Linked DNA regions of Homo sapiens: regions 1 and 2 are each linked to region 3. A link is a contact called in ENCODE Hi-C or POLR2A ChIA-PET data. All regions are on one chromosome and are shown on one strand. Each heading gives the region's core, a stretch centred on a gene start or an enhancer-like site at or near the end of the contact. The rest is flanking DNA. Distances are from core to core; before and after follow the strand shown.

Evidence for each region. A loop is a pair of places that touch in the nucleus more often than their neighbours do. ChIA-PET counts read pairs that join two places held with the same protein, here RNA polymerase II (POLR2A). Pooled maps may share reads with other maps.
Region 1: a loop to region 3 is called in a pooled map, with 3 times the contacts of the local background. The contact joins the promoter of ZNF365 here to the enhancer-like site in region 3. A Hi-C loop is called at or near these places in 1 of 168 maps with a recorded cell type or tissue (cardiac septum) and 4 of 50 pooled maps. POLR2A ChIA-PET finds 5 or more read pairs at or near these places in 2 of 52 experiments (A549 and OCI-LY7).
Region 2: a map of left cardiac atrium shows a loop between it and region 3 (2.4-fold over the local background). The contact joins two enhancer-like sites. A Hi-C loop is called at or near these places in 11 of 168 maps with a recorded cell type or tissue (Caco-2, Calu3, GM12878 and 7 more), 20 of 37 single-sample maps with no recorded cell type and 13 of 50 pooled maps. POLR2A ChIA-PET finds 5 or more read pairs at or near these places in 1 of 52 experiments (GM12878).

The regions. Positions count from the first base shown.
Region 1 is chr10:62,371,547-62,375,848 of GRCh38, forward strand. It overlaps ZNF365 (zinc finger protein 365), which reads left to right and starts at 2,823. Exons shown (of 5, transcript NM_014951.3): 1 at 2,823-2,912. It overlaps LOC283045 (a long non-coding RNA gene), which reads right to left and starts at 3,581. Exons shown (of 4, transcript NR_104162.1): 1 at 3,325-3,581.
Region 2 is chr10:62,431,051-62,435,110 of GRCh38, forward strand. It overlaps a transcript of ZNF365 not described here. Among named protein-coding and RNA genes, the nearest start is that of ZNF365, 59 kb to the left of the region's middle. Within about 2 kb of position 2,266, at least 7 of the 41 ENCODE cell types and tissues checked have a DNase peak (open chromatin) inside an H3K27ac peak, as active enhancers do.
Region 3 is chr10:62,561,828-62,566,394 of GRCh38, forward strand. No RefSeq gene overlaps it. Among named protein-coding and RNA genes, the nearest start is that of ZNF365, 190 kb to the left of the region's middle. Within about 2 kb of position 2,789, at least 18 of the 41 ENCODE cell types and tissues checked have a DNase peak (open chromatin) inside an H3K27ac peak, as active enhancers do.

The DNA.
Region 1 (4,302 bases), core at 1,573-4,072, 190 kb before region 3:
GAACTTTATTTTCTTCATCAAAAACTGGAAAGCCAATGAGTACAGTGGTTAAAAGCCCAGGGTTTGCCATCCTGGCTGTAATGTGTTCTAGGTTTGTGATCTTGAGAAAGTTACTTAACTTCTTTGGGCCTGTTTCCTCCTATGTAGAAAGGGGATTTATTTCTTCAGCATTCATTCTTTTAACAAATATTTTTTGAGCACTTTGATCAGCACTGTGCTAAGTCCTGGGAATATACTGGAGAGTAAGACAGACAAGGACCCTGACTCACATAGCTTACAACTTAACAGTGGACATAAATATTAAACAGACAACTACATCCATAACCCAGCACATAGAATTATTGTGACAAATCCTGTCATAATAAATTTTCCTAGTACGCACTAACCTTGTCCAGGAGTGTCAGGGAAGACCTCCTCAGAGAGGGCATACTTGGGATGAGCTCTGAGGGATGAGTAGGCATTACCAGATAAAGAGGCCCTAGAGACGGGAAAAAGCAGGGCTCTTAAGTAAAGGGATGCCAAGGTGGCTAGAACTGAGTGTACAAGGTCCTCCCTACCTCACAGGTGTTCAAAGATTAAATGAGGTAATTGGTGGTATACACAAGTGACACTTTGAGAACCACTTAAGGTCCTAAATGCCTGTTGACCAAGTTGAATTTCCCACAATACTCAGCTTTAGGCCCTGCACAGAATAACCTCTCCATAATTATTTGATAATATTTTATATTTTTAGGGTGAGAAAAGGACTTTGAAAATCTCCATCCTCTCATTTAACAGGGGAGGAACTTAGGACCAAAAAAGAAGTAGCAGCTGTCTAAGAAATGGGAGGAGCTGGCTGGGCGCGGTAGCTCACGCCTGTGATCCCAGCACTTTGGGAGGCCGAGGCCGGTAGATCACCTGAGGTCAGGAGTTCAAGACCAGCCTGGCCAACACGGCAAAACCCCGTCTCTACTGAAAATACAAAAATTGGCCGGGTGGTGGCAGGGACCTGTAATCCCAGCTACTAGGGAGGCTGAGGCAGGAGAATCGCTTGAACCCAAGAGGCAGAGGTTGCAGTGAGCTGATATCGCGCCACTACAGCCTGGGAGACAGAGTGAGACTCCGTCTCAAAAAAAAAAAAAAAAAAAAAAAAGGGGCGGGGGGGAAGGGAGGACCAGAGCATGCTTTTGTTATGTTTTGCCATGAAGGCAGTGGGTGTAAGAGGTTAACCTGCAGGCACCTCACAAGATGACGGAGATAACTTGGCACTCCAATGAGTGTATCTTTCAGACTTTAAGATTTTGTACTAAATAAATTGATTCTTGGAATAGTCTTGAGAGCGAGTCAAAAAGTAACTTCAATGAGATATAATATTTTCAAAGCAAACACACCCCAGCACAATAGCCTATCTCCATTTACGTAGAAGTTAGTACATATTAATTCCTCTTCTCCTTCCTGCTTTTTAAATGTGTGTAGGCCCCTTTTTTATGGAATTAATAATAATTATAAATGAAGTAGCAACAACGATAACAGCTGACTTTATCAGTGTGTGTCCCTGTCAGGCAGGGTTTTTACCTCCATCATCATAGCACATTCGATCCACCGCTATATTAAGAGGTAGGTCTTGATTATCTTCATTTCATAGATGAGGAATTGAAGGAACAGAAAAGTCTAGTTACTTGACCCAGGCCCTAGAACCAGGATTTGAATCAAGTCTGATGCCAGAGCTTGGGATCTTCATTGCATTTGATGTGATAATTCATTTGTGAAAAAACAAAGCAATTCATTTGTTTTCATTTGTCAAAAACAAAACAAAATTTCAACTAAGATAACTGTTGAGCTCTTTACCGTTAAAATAAAATCGGGTGTTGAAATGAGTAACAGCAAGCCTTGAGAAAAGACACCCTGAGAAGTCAAGAGGATGCATTAACTGTCTACAGATGAACAGAATCTCTTCTCTTCTTTGAACAAGAAAACCCAGCAGTAACTTTTATCTAGGTTTCACATTTCAGGAGTTACAGTAGGGGTAAACCAAAACAGGTTAAAAAAAAAAAAAAAAAAAAAAAAAAGCAAAAGCCCAGCAAGCTGAGACATCAGAGTCCTTCAGAAGGAATGATTTGCCGTCTTCTCTTCAGGACATCCCCTCTTTAGGAGGACAAATTTTTTCTCCAGGGAAAGGGGCGTCCGCCTCAGAAATGGGGGTGTAGGTGAGGGATCTTGTTGCTTTAACTGTTTGTTCATTAATCCCTGCACTTTACTAGATTTAGTTCTGCCTGTTAACGTAGCCTCAGGACACTTGGCTAGGAAGGCTGGAGTGTACTCTCTGGGTTAGTTATTTTGGGACATTCTCGCCCTGCTGCTTGGGATGAAGAGGTCCTAATTAAATACCCGGACCTTCCAACGGGTAGATTTTCAAAGAAGATGCCCAGCTATGCTGCATCCTCATCCACACTCTCCCGCTCCCCCCAAACTAGTGCAAAAAAGCTTGCCAGGGCCTGCAGAAAGCGCCGCGACTGCGAGGCTGACACGCGTCTTTCCTTCCCTCCCCCGGGGAATGATCCCAGCATCTCTCGCAGTGATGTCAGTGTAATCCTGAGTCGGATCGGGCTCCCGGCTGGGTGGCGGGGGGGCAGATGATGCTCCCGCCAGCTGGGCAGAGCAAGGGTGTTCCCCGCGGAGGTGGCAGCCCTGGGCCGCGGCGTTCCGGAACCCCCGCACCCACGGCGCGGTGCCCCACGGTGCCCGCGAGCGCCGCCCCCGCTGGCTAGCCGCGCCTCGCTCCGCCCTGGACGCCGCCGGTCCCGGCGCGGAGGTGCGGCGGGGAGTGGGAGCCGGCCCGGCTCAGTCTGATTTACGGCTCTGCTGAAAACCGCTTCGCTCCCGCAGCATCAGCACCGGAGGCGGCGGCTGCAGCAGCAGCAGCAACAAGTCGGGTAAGAGGCGGCCGCCGGCCATCTGCGCCCGCGGCTCGGCGGAGGGGACCTGCCGGGGTGGCCGGGGCTGGGGAGGGGGTCCCCGAGCCCGCAGCATGGCGGGGAGTTGGGAGAGCCGGCTTCCCGGCCCCCACCAGCAGGAACTCATGTGCACACGAATCCACTCTGGCACCCGTGGGCTGGCACGCAGCGGAGAGGGGGCGGGGAGAGCTGGGACCCCGGGGCAGGGTCATTGCCAGCCTGCCCTTCTCTGGCAGAGTCACTTAGGGCTCTTCATCAGCCCAGTGGACTGGGTTTCCTCTGGGCCCATAAAAGCCTGCGTGCTCTGGAGTGTGTGATTACCCATTTCCCCATCCAAAATGCCACCCTTTTCCCATTGCCCCCTTAGAATCCTGACTTCCCCTTTCCTTACCTCTTGTCAGCGTCTTTGGCCCTATGCTGAGCCAGGGTTTGCATCTCGTTCCCAGAAAACCAGTGGTTAAACATCCCGGTGTACCCATCACAGGAAGAGGTTCCCCTCTCTGGGGGCCGGGGGCTTCACCTAGAAGCCTTGCCTGCCTCGCTGCCTGGGGACCATTTGCACCTCTGCTTTTGAAGAGGTTGAGGACACTTTTCACCCAAAGACCCCAGCTGGGCTCCCTCATTTCGGGTCCAATGCTTGTTACATTTAAGTAGAAACCTTTCATGGAGGAATAGAAGATATGCACTGCTTGCAGAATTGGGTTGCCAACAGTCATCTGTTGCTAGGGTGAAGATAATGCATTCCTACAAGGAAACCAGAACTTCCTGTTATTAAGAGAGTATGCTGATACCTACCTGGTTCACACACTGACCATCCCTAGAGGTTGTCATATAAAATAGCATCTGAGACAAGACAAATCCGTCCAGAACACTCTATTATAATAAAAATCTTGGCCATGGCCCCACTTATGCCAAATGGTATTTGACACATTGGGTCCCCAGGTTTCAGTGAAACTCACGTATGGGGTCTGTTATTGTTACGATTAGCACTTTGGTTTATGTCATCACAGCAATACCTGAAGGAAAAAAAGGCAAAAATTTCAGGGTGAAAAATTTTCAGCTGATTGCAGGCTTAATGCCACTGTGCATAGCTTGAGTAATCTTTCCTGTACTTGAGGATAGGTCCTGAGCTTGCTGTCTTAGGACCCATTTTGACAATTCATGTGAGTTTTCATATGTTCTTGTGTTCACGCATCTCGGATTGTATCCTTAAAATGGGGCACGGTTTTGCATTTAGTGTGCCAAATTCAGGAGGGGAGGAAACTTGAATTCCACTTCTGGATCTACCACTTTCCATCTGACCTTGGATTAATGGCTTTACTTCCTTGCTTCAGTGTTCTCTTCTGTGGAGAGGGAATGTTACCCACCT
Region 2 (4,060 bases), core at 1,016-3,515, 130 kb before region 3:
CAAAGCAGTTGGTAAAAGTCAAATGCTTCACCATCTGTCTCTATCACATTTCCCTGGTTGTAGTTCCAGCAGCCCTGCCTGGGAGGACTAACTTCTTTTTACAAATAGGTCAAATCTATTAATTTTGGCCAACAGCCCTAGAAGTAAAGAAACACAGTGGCTTTCTCCCCCCTGCTCTTTCTTCCTACTTAAGAAATTCTTATCAAATAATAATGCTAATAGTAAAAACAGTACTTCTCTTGAGGGTCCTTCCAGAATTGTCTATGCAGAAACAAAGTTATGTGTATATAAATATAAACACTTAACAAACTCACACAGAATCATCCTACATACATGCATCCTGTTCTTGTTTCGCTTCATATCATATCCTGAACATTTGCTTATATCAATAAGTAGAGATCTTTCCTCTTATTTTTTTAACAGCAACATAGTCTATGCTGTTAATAGTCTAATGCTGTTAATAGTCTAATGCATAGTCTAATGCATCTTTTTTGACCAGTCTCCTACTGATGGGTCTACCCTATTTTTGATGGTTCCAACCAATGCCACGATGCAGATCTCAGTATATTTCTGGGAGTGAATGTTTATGATGAGCCTCTAGGCAAAAGGGTTTGCACAACAAAATAATCTTTTGTTGACAAAGACAAAGCAAGACAGAGGATGAGCTTCTGGATATAAGAATAGGATAAGAATGGGTATTATTTTAAGAAAGATTTTCCTAAAAACAGCCATCTGATAAGTTCTCCAGTCTGCCATTTTAAGTAGAGAGGTTTAAATAGCATTTGGGTTTTTGTTTGTTTGTTTGTTTGCCTTTTTTTTTTTAAAGTACCCAATGCAAATAGAAACTCCAATAGTGATATTGAGATCCAAAACTGACAAAGGCAGGGTTTGGTATTGAAAGAAGAATGAGAGACCTGAGGTAACTTACAGTTGGTCACAAAAACATACTGTGAGCATGGGCAAATCACTTTTTGGGATCCCAGCTTTCACATCTGTAAAAATAAAGTGTTGGAAGATGTTTAAGCTATTTTTTAGTCTGGTTTACTGTGATTTGTCTGCCACTTGAGACTTCCAGCAGTATTGTTCATGAGTGGATGCAGGTTAAACCTGCAAGCCGTGGCCCTGTGAACATGGGCTCTGGAGGTGAGGGGTCCAGCCTTTGTCCGGATTAGCATTGCTGGGAGCTGAGGGGCAAATAAGATATTTTAGGAGAGCAGTTTTTAGGAGAGCAGTTTCTTGTTTCCCATATTGTCTCCATCATTTGGTCCCAGACATTTTACTCATGTGCTTCAGAAGTAATTTGAGCCAATACTTTGTTAATTCAACCCTGAATTCAATCTTCCATAGCAGGAAGCAACCTTAGGAATGACAGCAGGTCAGGGCTGCTCCTATAGTTTGAGGGACTTCTGTTTTTCTGTCTTGGAGTCTGATTTCCAGGAAGAATTTCACTGAAATGGGTACCTTAGTATTTACAAACCTAGCACAGATGGATTGACCATTGACATTTCCTGGGTTCTTTTTCTAAGCCCCTTACTTAAACAATTAATACCTTGAAATCTTTTAAAAGACCACTGCCTTTTAAGACCATTGTGAGTATATTAATACCTCCATATTTTCAGTTTAGCCTGATGTTGGGTAAAATGTAAATGCACAACAAATGATAGCAACTATTACCATTATTATAATGACAGAAGACGGGCAATTTTGCAAGAGCCAATTAGGATAAGTATCAGGCCCTAAAAGATTTCCAAATATATCAGTAAGATTGATGAAAATCAGGAAGAAGACCACTTCTTTATCTCAAATAATATGAAAAAGTTTCAGTCCCCAGAATATTCTCTTGAAAGCCCTAAAATGTACATGGAGATCTTTCCCAGTAAACCCAAATTAGGCATTAACTCCTCTCACTTTTCATTTATCATGAGATTTAACAAACTTAAGGATTTGTCCACAGCAAAACCACTCCACACTTTGGGTTTTCCCTAAAAACTCAGATTATCAGGGAAATCAAACCAAAAGGAACTTCAAATTCATCCTAGATCATGGACTGTTCCTTGTAGAACCTACTGCTTGATATGAAGTTTGATTTGGATTTGTTTGAACAGGAATAAAAACTGAGGTAAAGGAAAGGCTACAATAACTCCAATAGAAGTAATGAGTTACTAAACAGTTTAATGAGTTTTGGAGGCCCCTGAAATTTGGGTTCCTGAAATGAATTCTCTCAGACAGTAGACAAATGACTCACCAACTTTGGCCATCGAGGCGGGCTGAGTCATCTAAAGTCAGCTGAATCACCTGCTTTCAGCTCTGTTTTATAAGAATTGGGGCTGGCTGGATATTTCTGTCCCTCTGATTGCAAGTATTAAGCATTTAAAAAAACAGAGAATATGATGTCCTTCTTAGGAAAACCACACAAATTGCTCATGCACAGATGGACTGCATTAGTGAAAACAGATTAGTAATTGCTTTTAGTTCCTGATGATGAAAAAGTGGCTCTGAACACCTACCTCGCTGGATTCTTTACTCACCAGATAAACCAAGTGATACTTGATGACGATCCAGATTTGGATTTAAGAAGCAGAAGGTCAACTCCACAGAGCTCCAAGTCAGGTTGAGAGCATCCTGAGATGGCATCGGTAGAGCTTGCCTTTAAATCCTGGACCCCAATCCAGGCCAAACACACATTATGATTGGAGTTAAAAAAAATGTTTTCACAACAAGGAAATATTGAAATAAGTCAGCTAACATTTTCATTTGGAAATACAGAGGAAGTTAAGGCGTTTTGGGGGTGCTTAGTTTCCTTGTGTGTATTTTTATAGTTTTTTAGTGGGATGGAGATTTAGTGGAGGCAGGCTGGTACAAGGGAAAGAATCCAGGTCCAGGAACTGAAGATTCTTAGTGAGCTGTGTGACCCAGATGTACTTTCAGGGCTTTCTCAGACTTAGTTTCTTCTGCTAGTAAATGAAAATGTGTGTGTTAGTGTTTCCTAAACCTGCTTGAACATAAGGATCACCTGGGGCACGTGTTAAAAAAATCTGAATGCACTTGGCCTCACCCAAACCTGTCGGAATCCGAATCAGCAGGGTGAGGCCTGAGAATTGATATTTTAACCAGCACCTTGGGTGATTTTTTTGTTCAGACAAGTTTGGGAAACATTGAATTAGATAATCAGTAAGATATGCTTCGGGTCTAAGATTGCTCAGTGGTGCTTCAACACAGCAAACCTTATTTTTTTTTTCTCCCTGTAAATTGGAGAAACAACAATCAAATGAAAAACAAATCAACTGATGGGTGGAGAGGTTTTGGTGGGGCTAATGTGCAACTTTATCACAATGCTTACAAACGTTTGTGGGTATACTTAACCTCAGGTGCTCAAGGACTGTGTGTTGTCCCTGCTCTAAATTGATACTTCCTCTTAGGAAGGGCCTGAACAATTCATTCATCCTAGAATGAAGAGCCTTCTTGCATTTTCTCTCTGGCATATTAATATAATTAGATGTCGGTGGGACTGAGACTAGCAGGGAAAGCACTGAAAGCAGTCAATGACTTTACCTACTTGGAAGACTGCACGGAACCGGCTCCACTTGAAGTAGGAAAGCCTGCCTCAGAAGGACAGTGAAATAGGACATTTCTCCCCTAAGCAAGGAAGTATACTGGAAATCAGAACAAAATTAGTGTTGTCATTGCAGAGTGCAAGCTCTGGGCAGCCTCCTTAAGCTGTTTTAATCTCTTCTCACAAAGTCATCTGCTAACAAGGGACATTAGAATAACCTCATTCAGAAGAGTGAAAACTCATCAATCATACATTTCTTCTTTTAGTATTCAGTATTATTTATTGAGGAAACTTATTTATTCATGTCTTCAACATTACTTCTTGAATCCTCCCATGCATCAGACACTGTTTCAGACCCTCTGGATACAGCAATGAACAAGATGGGTTCCTGAATGCATGGAGCTTGAATTCCAGAAGCAGAGATAGACAATAAAATCTGACAAATAAATAAGACCATTTCAGAGGGTGGAAAGGGGTATTTTGGAAACTAAATAGAGAAACCAACTT
Region 3 (4,567 bases), core at 1,539-4,038:
GAAACTCTATGTTGCCTCTACCTAGCTGATTCCTCTGGTTCTGAACTTTTTTGGTTATGCAGAATTGGTCTTATTTAATCAAATCAATGAAAGTGAGTGAGTTTTATTCATTTCTCTTTTACAACAACCTGCCTCGTACAGGTAAAAGTGAAGAATCAGACTTCATTTTAGGCTTGAACCAGAATGACTGCTGACATTTCATCCCAGCTACTCGGGAGGCTGAGACTGGAGAATCACTTGAACCTGGGAGGCAGAGGTTGCAGTGAGCTGAGATCATGCCACTGCACTCCAGCCTGGGCAACTGTATGAGACTCCGACTCAAAAAAAAAAAAAAATGTCTTCTCAAAAGTAGTAAGCCCCAGAAGATATCCGTGTCAGATTATGTCTGTCCCTGTGAAACAGCCAAAGACTGGGGTCAAGCAGGGAACAAATTATTTTCTCCTTTACATGTCAAGGGAGCAAGCATGTTATTCACCCTCTTACCTAACAAGCTTGTGCCTTGACCACAGAATGGTGAAATTTAAGAAGTGGAAGAGATCTAAACATCAAGTATAATACTTCTGCAGGTTCTTAATAGGATTTATAAGAAGGCAGTAGCTACATGGTCAAATAACTTCAGGAATTTCTGGGTTGAAAAAGAGTTAACCTAGTTTTGTTACATTTTAGCCTTCTTGGACTACTTACCTTATTTTTCATGGGACATCTCTTGGACTAGGAATGTTCTGGAGAATATATTTGGAAAACCTGGCCTGATCTTCCCATCTGATTTTCACACGTGAGGAATCTGAGGAGCTTGAGAAGATAAATGAGCCACTCAAGGTCACACAGCTGGTAAATAATAGTACTGATAAAAGGTCTTTGAGTTTTATGGTTGTGACAGCTTAGATATGAAAAGGGTCTTAAAGAACACCTAATTTAAGCAATTCACTTTGTTAGAAGAGGAAATACAACTCCAAAGAGGATAAGTTACTGTCCAAGGCTGTACAGGCAAAGTCTATATGGAGAATCTGATAGACTTTCTGGCTTCTCCTTGGAAGGAAACAAAGTGAAAATGAATTTAATTATGCTAGCCAGAAATGACTCTTAACCAATGTTTTCTAAGTATGCATAAGAACTTCTGCTAAATGCTATAAGACACTGACATGACAGACACTGAGATGCTGCTGTAGCCTCAGTAAGGTAGCAACTGGGAGGTGGCTGGTGACTTCACATTAGAACCACTGGGAGCTTTATCAATACTACTGATGACCTTGTCTGAGCCATACTCTACAGAAATGAAATCTATTGAGAAGTTGGAGGTGAGATGGGGCCCCAGTGTCTGTACTTTTCAAAAACTGCCTGGGTGATTCTAGTGCAGCCAGAGTGGAGAACCACTAGCCTAGAGCAAAACAAGATCCGGAGTCAGAGAGAAGAGAAAAAGATGGCAGCAGAGGCCTCAGGCCAAGGGGTGCCCAGATCACCAGCAGAGAGGAGGCAGTGGTGCTTATCTCCTTATTATGCGCACACACACACACACACACACACACACACACACACTCCTTTCATCTGTCTCCTCTATGGCTACAAGGGGAGAAATCCCTTGGTGGGAATAAGACCAGCATTAAGAAGAGATGGATAAAAAGATCATTGGCCAGCCCAGCCTTGGGCCTAGCTAAATCTTACCAGCATAGATTTGTAAAAAATTCTGTCAGCATGGCCCTGTGACTTTTTCTGAAATGCTCCCATACTCTGTGCTTGGAAGCAGAAAGAGTAGGCCTGTGGGTTATTTAGAGCTTTGGGCAGGCAGGATGGATACAAGCCTTCTTGCTAGCAGCAGAATTGACAGGTGAGAGAAGCTGGTTGATAGATTCCATGCAGATTGTCCTTGTTTCACAATTTCAGTGAACCAGTGATGACTATAAGGAGTAGACTCCACTGTGAGGGGGCACACCTTATTCTACCTGGAGTGAATTCCCTGCCCAGGATAGTGGTGCTTCACTCTGCCCATATCTATGCTTCTTAGATTCCTTTCAAATCTCCCTTAACATCATTTGGAAATAATTTGTATTTTCATTTTGGCTAAATTTTAGACATACAACCATCCCTCCAATTATTTCTGTAATAATGTCCTTCCTGTGCCTAGCGGAACTGCCAAATCCGGCCACAGCACAGCTGATTATGAACTTGTGACTCAGTGGCCGACATTTGAAGACAACCTTTAACTCCAATAAGAAGCCAGCAGCCAGCATCTTCTAGCAATTACTGTAATTTATGTATTCAAAAAACGAAACGGCAATGTTCAGGTTTCTCTAAGAGATTCTTGCCTTAACCACATGAGGACTGAGTCTCGTTTGTAGAAAAATGAGACTAGCTTCTTGTCCTTCACCTCTGACCACGGGGAGTCTCAGAATGAAGTGCTATCTGAGATTAAATTGTGGCTTTCTTTTGTTTAATTTTTAAAATTTTACTATCCCCCGCTCCAGCTGGAAACCGAGAGTTAGTATGCACAGTCTGCTTTCCAACTGAACTGCCTAATCCTCTATGACTCAGCTGTCCAGAGCCACAGCTGGCTTGGCATTGATTTTAAAAGCCTCTCTTTTCTGTCTCTGTCTCTCTCTCTCTCTCTCTCTCTCTCTCTCTCTCTCTCTCTCTCTCTCTCTCTCGTTGTTCTCTCTCCTTTCTGCTTTCCACTCTAAAGTCCCCTCCCCCTCTCCCTACCCCAAGCCAGTTCCACAGTGAATTGATTGCCAGATCTTTCCAATTGGCCATAAGCAGTGCCAGAGGGAAACTCCTAGTTCTCTGGCTACAGGCTTGGGCTGGGGAAGCAGCTCATAAGGTCAGTGTCCCAAACTCAAGCAGACAGCAGTACAAATAAACAGCCATGGGGAGACAGACACGGAGTCAGGAAAATCCCCTACATGACTAGACTATCAGTTTCAGCAATGCCGTGACTGGGAACATCAGGTTCAAGCCCATGACACTGAGGCCAAAGGGTTTGCCTTGGAATAAGCATTGTTCTCAAGCCCATTTCTCTCTAGCCAGAGGCCATATTTTGTTAAAGAAAAAAAATTCACCTGAAGGATGACTGGGAGTCAAAATTAAATAATTATAAAAAATGATACATTTTCAGGATTTGAGTTAATTGAGGTAGAAGGACAATCTAAATTAGTTAAGAACCTGAATTATGGAAGTTCTTGAAAGACAAGTGCCAGTGGGGAAGGGTCCTCTTGGTAGTGTTCTAGAAGAAAATTTGGTATTTGAAACCACACATGTCCATTTAAATGGACAAGAACCATGAGGTTCTTACCAGAGGCAGATTTATCATGAAACTAGTGAGGTTTATATTTCAAGACTCCCCTCTTAGATAGACACAGCTAAGGGGCACTAACATTGTGTTTACATGGTTATATGTTGTAAAATTTGCAAAAGTAAAATGTTTTAATATTCTTTTACTTAAAAAGGGATCCCCAACTTATACAAGCTTCAGACCCCTTGAATCCTGAACCCATATCAATTGGGAAAGGCATTTGGGGATAGATGGGGTGAGTGAAGGGGATTGCCTTTGGGGTCCACTTTTGTTCTTGTTTATTCGGATGAAAGGAGGAGGTACCCTAGTGTGGGGTCCAGCTTTTAATTCTCATTGGTGACTTAGGGCTCCCCTTCGTCCAGGCAGCCTCCCTCTTGCCCCTCAGAACAATCTAATGTGACCCTACAGACACCTCCTGTGATCATGGTTCTTATTTTAGAAGTAAATGTGAGCATACATGTGCCCAGCATAAAGAAAGCATTCTATAAAATGCTAGCTATGGTGGACAATTTTCCGTGCTCATAATGGTACTCCCTTTCTTTTGGGCATTTCTAGTGCAACTCACATCCTTGGCCATGACAATCATCTATGGTTGAATGTGTGACTCAAATCAGGCCTTTTAGAGTCTTTCCCCAGGTTATTCAACTGCAGCATGGGAAAGAGGGTCTCTTTTCTCTGTTCCCAAGGCTGTAAAGGCTATGAACCTATGGCTGGTAGCTGACAGGGATCCAGCCTTGTGGGAAAGCTGGTGTGCGAATGAATTCTAGAGAAAGTCAGTAGCCCTCCAGTGCCTGATTTCAGCACCCCATCCCATTTTCCTGTGGGTTTATAAGCCCACACAATTCCCCTTTCTTCTCAAGAAGGTTGCTGTCTCTTGTAACCTAACTTATCCTAATCCATTTTTAATCTGGAGTCACATGGTCATGAAAAAAATTCTTCCAGCTCTCTGTTTCTCTTCTATTGCAACGAAGTTTCCTGTTGAGCATACTCCCTGTACAATCATCTCCTACAGTGAAATTTCAATCGCTTTTATCAACACTCCTGACATCAGTGAATTACTAAACATCTTTCACTTTTGCAACTCAAACTATAGCACAAGTACCTATTGGGTCCAAGGCAACTGGCTCCCATCTGGACCAGGTAAACTACCTGGAATCTGACTGTGCTTCTACTGCAAAGTAAACAAAGGTACAACATCTCCAGGATCTATTACTGAAAAGTGTGAGGAACTGGTAGGTTGACCAATGATGGCCATAACTTCTGGAATATATTAGGCACTAT